2 separate regions of the Mus musculus genome follow, and region 2 is linked to region 1. A link is a loop called in an ENCODE intact Hi-C map of the cell type or tissue named here. Cell type or tissue: gastrocnemius. All regions are shown on one strand. Links, peaks and the distances in the headings refer to the core of each region. The heading gives the core; the rest is flanking DNA. Region 1 overlaps Rcan2 (regulator of calcineurin 2). Region 2 overlaps Cyp39a1 (cytochrome P450, family 39, subfamily a, polypeptide 1).

Evidence for each region. Hi-C counts contacts between places; a loop is a spot of excess contacts. Peaks named below come from ENCODE experiments on the same cell type or tissue, not always from the same donor. Only the 100,000 strongest peaks of a DNase experiment are listed, where the experiment ranks them.
Region 2: it touches region 1 in a loop (7-fold over the local background); 32 of 42 quality-filtered maps call a loop at or near these places.

Annotation. Positions count from the first base shown.
Region 1 is chr17:43,868,623-43,871,544 of GRCm38, reverse strand. All of the region lies in intron 2 of Rcan2 (regulator of calcineurin 2), which reads right to left. Among named protein-coding and RNA genes, the nearest start is that of Rcan2, 68 kb to the right of the region's middle. In gastrocnemius, for the core only: CTCF peaks have their summits at 1,627 (motif pointing right) and 2,526 (motif pointing right); DNase peaks (open chromatin) are centred at 344, 1,638 and 2,529.
Region 2 is chr17:43,700,002-43,702,923 of GRCm38, reverse strand. Cyp39a1 (cytochrome P450, family 39, subfamily a, polypeptide 1) reads right to left here. Exons shown (of 12, transcript NM_018887.4): 7 at 1,357-1,447. Among named protein-coding and RNA genes, the nearest start is that of Gm25783, 3.1 kb to the right of the region's middle. In gastrocnemius, for the core only: a CTCF peak has its summit at 1,705 (motif pointing left); a DNase peak (open chromatin) is centred at 1,696.

The DNA of each region.
Region 1 (2,922 bases), core at 131-2,630:
AGGCTAAACTGGTTAGCAAGCAAACCCCAGGGACTCCCTCAGCCTGTGTATCCAGTAGTGTGCTGCCATACCCAGCCTTTAAAAAGATATTTTTTTAAAAAATAAAAATAATAAATGGATAATGTGAAACTCAAATGGAGCTGTTTGGTGCTAGCATCATGCTCACTGACACAAATCCCTTCCCTCTTGTGTATGTATATATACCTGCATGTGTGTGCATGCCTCCGTGGCAAGAGGATGTTGGGTCCCCTGAACTGGAGTTAGAAGGGGTTGTGTGCTGCCACGTGCATGCTGGGAACCAAGTTCAGATCCTCTGCAAGGCTGCCAAGTACTTGTAACCGATGAGCCTTTTCTCTGGCCCCATGCCTAGCTTTTTACTTGGGTCCTGGGGATTGAACTTGGGTCTCCATGTCTGTATTTTATGAGCTGAGCTGCCCTCCCAGATCTAATCCCACTTGTACTTTAAAGGTGATGGGTCTTCAATATTCTGTGCAACAATACATCAGTACCCTTATTTGAAGCAAAGGTATATAAATATAATAATTTGGCACTGACTTTGTAACATAGCCTAAACCTCCTTTATTGTCTGTTAGGACAAGATCAGAGGAAAAAAAGCTGGGTTTTGGAAGGAAACAATTTAACTGTTTGTCTCTCTAATGTCATCAACACTTTTGGGGGTGTGGGGAGGTTATATTCATTCTAACCTTCCATCCTTCCCAGATTTAAGTAAATCCCTTAATTCCTTCCAGAAGTAACATGTGAGCCCCACTCTAACAATCAGAGCCTCTTCATAATGCTATGGGGCACTTTCTTCACTGTTCTCACCTGACCAATCTCACTGCCTGGTACCCACTCCATTGCCCAGACATCCCAAGGGTAGAGCCAGAACTGTGCCACCAACTAGTTCTCACCCAGTCTGTAGAACCCATTGTTAAATTCCCAAGAATTTTCCTTGCTGTTTGTTAAATGTGACCACCATAACAGTCAAATTATCTTTAAGCCTTTTCAAACTGATCAATTATAACAGAAATCATAAACATTCAGAATTCGACACTGAAAGATTGTCACTTCATTTCGTTAGGATCCCAGCTCATGGGGCTATTTGCAACTCTTATGTGATGGAAAGGCTACCTTCTGGCATTAGAGCACATCTCGGGTTGATCCACATTCATGACTCCACATTGACAACTACAGTTGTCATGTGAAGACCAACGTTCAGGTTTTATCCCGCCTCAGTGAGCCTACTGTTAAGTATTAAGAGCTATAGATCAGGCGAGTTTGGTTCAGACAACGCTCCCATATGATTCCAAAGCAGCCAGTGTTAGAGAGGTGCTACTTTTGAAAGCCTAAGGTCCATCTCCAACCTCCTAAGACCTTCCTTTCTTCAACGCCACCTCTCTAGCCTTTTCCCTCCATCCACAGCACGGGCTCCATCTCTACAGTCAATCCTTCGTCCACTATTCTGTCCAATACATCATTGCCAAGATAAGCTCACTGCGTCTTGTTTTAGTATGTAAATATTTTAAAATATGATGAAACCGCAAACTTTTATTTCCTTTCCTGAAAACCACCTCTTTTAGAAGCTCACCTTCATTCTCCACATGGGAAGTCCGTGCCTGGATTGTAACCACCAGCAGGGGGCAGCAGCGACCACTGAGAGAGAAGCTGATGTCAAGCCAGCTTGACTGAGAAAGAGCACATATTTTTTGGGAGGGGGGGAATCGAAAACATTTCTAAATAGTTTGCTGGCTCATCATATCCTTTGTGTCAGCAAACTGCCTTGTAAAATGCAGGATATGTCATTTTCTACATTCTCAAGAAACAACCAAAGATATCATTTACTGCTTTTTGTGCCAATTAATCTGGTCTGGACTAGGGAGGACAGGAATGTTTCAGATTCCCACAGATTAGATTTAGGTGATTGCTACCTCAATCTGATCATGTTTTAAGTAATTAAACCTAGTTGCTTCAACTTTTTAAGATATAAATTCCGGAATACATGAACTGAGTACAGATTTCAAAGCACAGAATCCCTGCATTTAAAAAAGACAAGCCATGAAAGACAAGACCATTGAATAAGTAAATAATTGGACTGCATAACTCCACTGAGTTCTATGCAAGGCAAGAAAGTTGAATCTGAGTTTAAAGTAATACTACTAGACTACTGCGTGCCTTGGTTTGGGTTGCATAGTGAGTGTTATTTACAAGGAGTAGCCCCCGTCCCTATAGAAACAAATGATCCCTTATGCATTAGGAACCTGGGGTTCAAAACCAGGAGGGATCACAGAACAAACACCTTTTCAGGGCATGGAATAACAGTTTTGATACATGAAGTATGGATGAGGGCGTCCTGTCTCTTTCCATGACTCAATTATCGATATTCTCTGATCAGGTGTGCGTGCGTGTGTGTGTGTGTGTGTGTGTGTGTGTGTGTGTGTTCAATAAGACCCCATCAGAACCGTCATTGATCTGTGCCCTCCACCCTAGCATGGTGTGCCATTCACAACTGATGTTCTAAGCGGCCAGCGGAGGGCAGCAGCAGCAGCAGCTGGTGAGAAACCATCTTAAACAGAAGCTGTGAGGGCTGCGAGCATGGTGAATGCCATGTCTAAGAAAGAAAATTGCTTTAAAAGAAATGAGAGCTAGGGGTTAGGCTCTGAGGGACGGAGTCCTCAGGGAGTCAAGGAAAAAAAAAAGAGAATCCTCTGGAAAAGAGAAGAAAATGAGCTAAAACCAAAACCAAACCAATAAGGGTCAGGGAGGTATCTGCTCCAACATCCAGAATGCTGCTGACATCTACGTGGATGGAGAAGAACACACCACTAAGCTATATGGTCAAACTCAGAGAACACTGCCCCCGGAATGACATGCAGAAGGATTAGGTCCAGCTCCTCCGTAAGGTCATTGTGTTCTTAACTGCTG
Region 2 (2,922 bases), core at 167-2,666, 170 kb after region 1:
ACATCTAAATTTCTGAGCCATTACTATGACTTAGCCATAGATGCTTCCAGATCTATTTTATTTATTCAGAGCTCCCTGAGCTACCTCCATCTCCATATTTATTTAAGTTTTACATTTTTATGAGTTGTTTTCCATTCTACAGTAATGACTTAAAAATGGAAGTCAGTGAAGCTATTACCATGAAACCCTGTTTGAAGGAATGATTTCCTGTTAAGAGAGAATAACAAGTTTTAAGAATACGTCAGGGTACAGAAGGAGCAAAGGGTTCTGTCTCCTTACACTGGAGCTGTGTCTAAGAGCTCCAAATTCAAACCCTGTGGACACTCAAGATTAATGTCACACTCCAGTTGTGACCTCTAGGTCTCTTGGACCCTCCATATTATCCCTACCACTCTCATTCTGGCCTTGTACTCTCCAAAGGCCAGGATTCTAGAGAACTTTATGTCAGGAAAGACTCCAGTAAATGTGGACAGACTGTGTGAGTCAGGGTGTTTGTCGTTTGTCTGTAGATACACGCTCACCTACAATCACACTCCCACCTGCAGACACACATCCACCTGCAGACACAAGCTCGCCTGCAGACACAAGCTCACCTGCAGACACACACCCACCTGCAGACACATGTCCACCTGCAGACACAAGCTCACCTGCAGACACATGCTCACCTGCAGACTCATGCTCACCTGTAGAGGCACATCCTCACCTGCAGCCACGTGCCTACACGTATGCAGATATGTACCATTGCATATCTCTGATCAGCTCTGCAGACCTGAAGCTCTGTGTAGGCCAATAGCCTTTTCTCATATTCACCAGAGTGCTTCTGGGATTCCAACTGTGAGCATTGCTAGTTCTCAATGATTCTAGTGCTCACATCTCCACATGATAAAAGCATAGCACTGCTGGGTTCACCTTCCAGGCTGGCATGACCAGAGCAGGGCTTAGGTACCCAGTCAAGTTTGTTTGGTTTGGATAAAAACTCCAAACAAAATATTTTCAAAATGGTATTTTTAGCCATTATACAGGAGGCGAGGGAGGGACAACTTTAACTGGCATCATATCTTATATAATAATATACTTTTTGAACAAAAAAATCAAATTATTTTTAATATTTCATACAATAGTCCATGACTTTACACACTAAGCACTGGGATTACCAGTGTGTGTCACAATTCGAAGCCCCCCCCTTTTTAAGTGGGTGCTGAAGAATGAACAAGTATAGGTCCTCACGCTTGTGCAGTGGCATCTTACCAACTGAGCCATGTCCCCAGCCCGAATCCCTGATTAAAACATGGCAGACATTCCCGATCAAACCATACATACTCCATGCGTCCTTGATTGTGTAAATTAATTTAGTACCTGCAGTGCCAAACACAGAAGATATGCTTTCTAAAACAGTCCTGTGGATATCGGGATGAGACAGGATATATCCAAGTGTCCAGAATGCAATCTGCAAAAGAGGAACACATACAACATAAAACTGTCTTACCAGGTAAATGCAGGCGGAGTCAGTGTTAGCCATAGACAGTTGAAAGAAGCAAGAACAGTGTTCCAGCTCCAACGATTAGGAGCTGGAGAGATGGCTTAGCATGCAAGAGCACGGGCTGCCTTCCGAAGGAAGGACACAGGTTCCATTCTCAAAACCTGCATCATGGCTCACAGCCATCTCTAATTTCAGTTCTGGAGGATCTGATGCCCTCTTCTGGCCTCTGTGGGCATTGCACACATGTGGCGCTGAGACATATGTGGGTAAAACACCCATACAAATAAAATAAAAATAAAGGGGGGAAAAACATTTTTTAAAACATGCTACTAAATATCACCATTAAAAACAACTAGATTTTATAAACAAGAGCGGTATCATATACCTTTTAGAGGTCAAATCTATAACTGATTATTGCTGTAGTTTAGCTTTGGTATTTATAGAGAGTTTCTTTGTTGAACTAGGGAAGGTTCCAGATTGTATTTACTAGCAAACAACATAAAATGTCATGTAGGCATACATTAAATATTCAGAACAAATCGTAATACTTAAGAATGTTAATACAACATGAAAACATTGTCATGATTTAATTTCCTTAAAATACAAATGTAGCAGCAGACAGTGGTAGCACACAGCTATAATCTCAGCTCTTGGGGAATAGAGGCAGGGGGATTGCCGCAAGTTCAAGGACAACTTGGTTTGCCTGTGACTGTGTAGCAGCCAGGCCTAGACAGCAAGACCACGTGGAGAGCAAGAAAGAATGTGTGAGAATGAACTAGGGGGTTTTCTTCTTGCACGTGAAGCATATTAATTTTAAATAATCCCAGGAAGCCACACTTAAATCTCGTTAAGTAACTTATGAGGCGCTGGAGGGGTAGATCAATGCTAAGACACTCGTGTGGTATGGACCGACAAGGCCACAGGCTCAACACCCAGCACTCTCCCACACCTCACCCAAGTACATCTGTACCTTCAGAAGAGCAGTCAGGTGCTCTTACCCACTGAGCCATCTCACCAGCCCCCAAGTACATCTGTAAAGCCTTTCTTTTTGGCCTATTAGGATTATTTGGTATATAATGTGATTTTTCAATGCCCAGTGGTAACTCAAGGTAATGCATGAATGATTTCATACTTGCTGTTCGTAGGAGCGTGGAACCTCAGTCTAGGCTTTTAAAGCCAAGCTGAGCGCAGCAGCTTTCCATATAGATTGGACAGCAAAGATCTCCATTAGAACCGTAATAAATCATAAATGTCTCCTACTGAGTATACTACATCCATCGTTTCCATCATCTAAGAATCCTGCTTCCACCCCGGATCACTCAGCCAGCCAGCTTCAAATGCTTCTATGAATTAGCTTTTTTTGTCTGCACTTCTGTCCCCAAAATAAATGTCCTATAAACAGTCTTCACGCTTATGATTTTATTCAAGGGCTAACATATTTT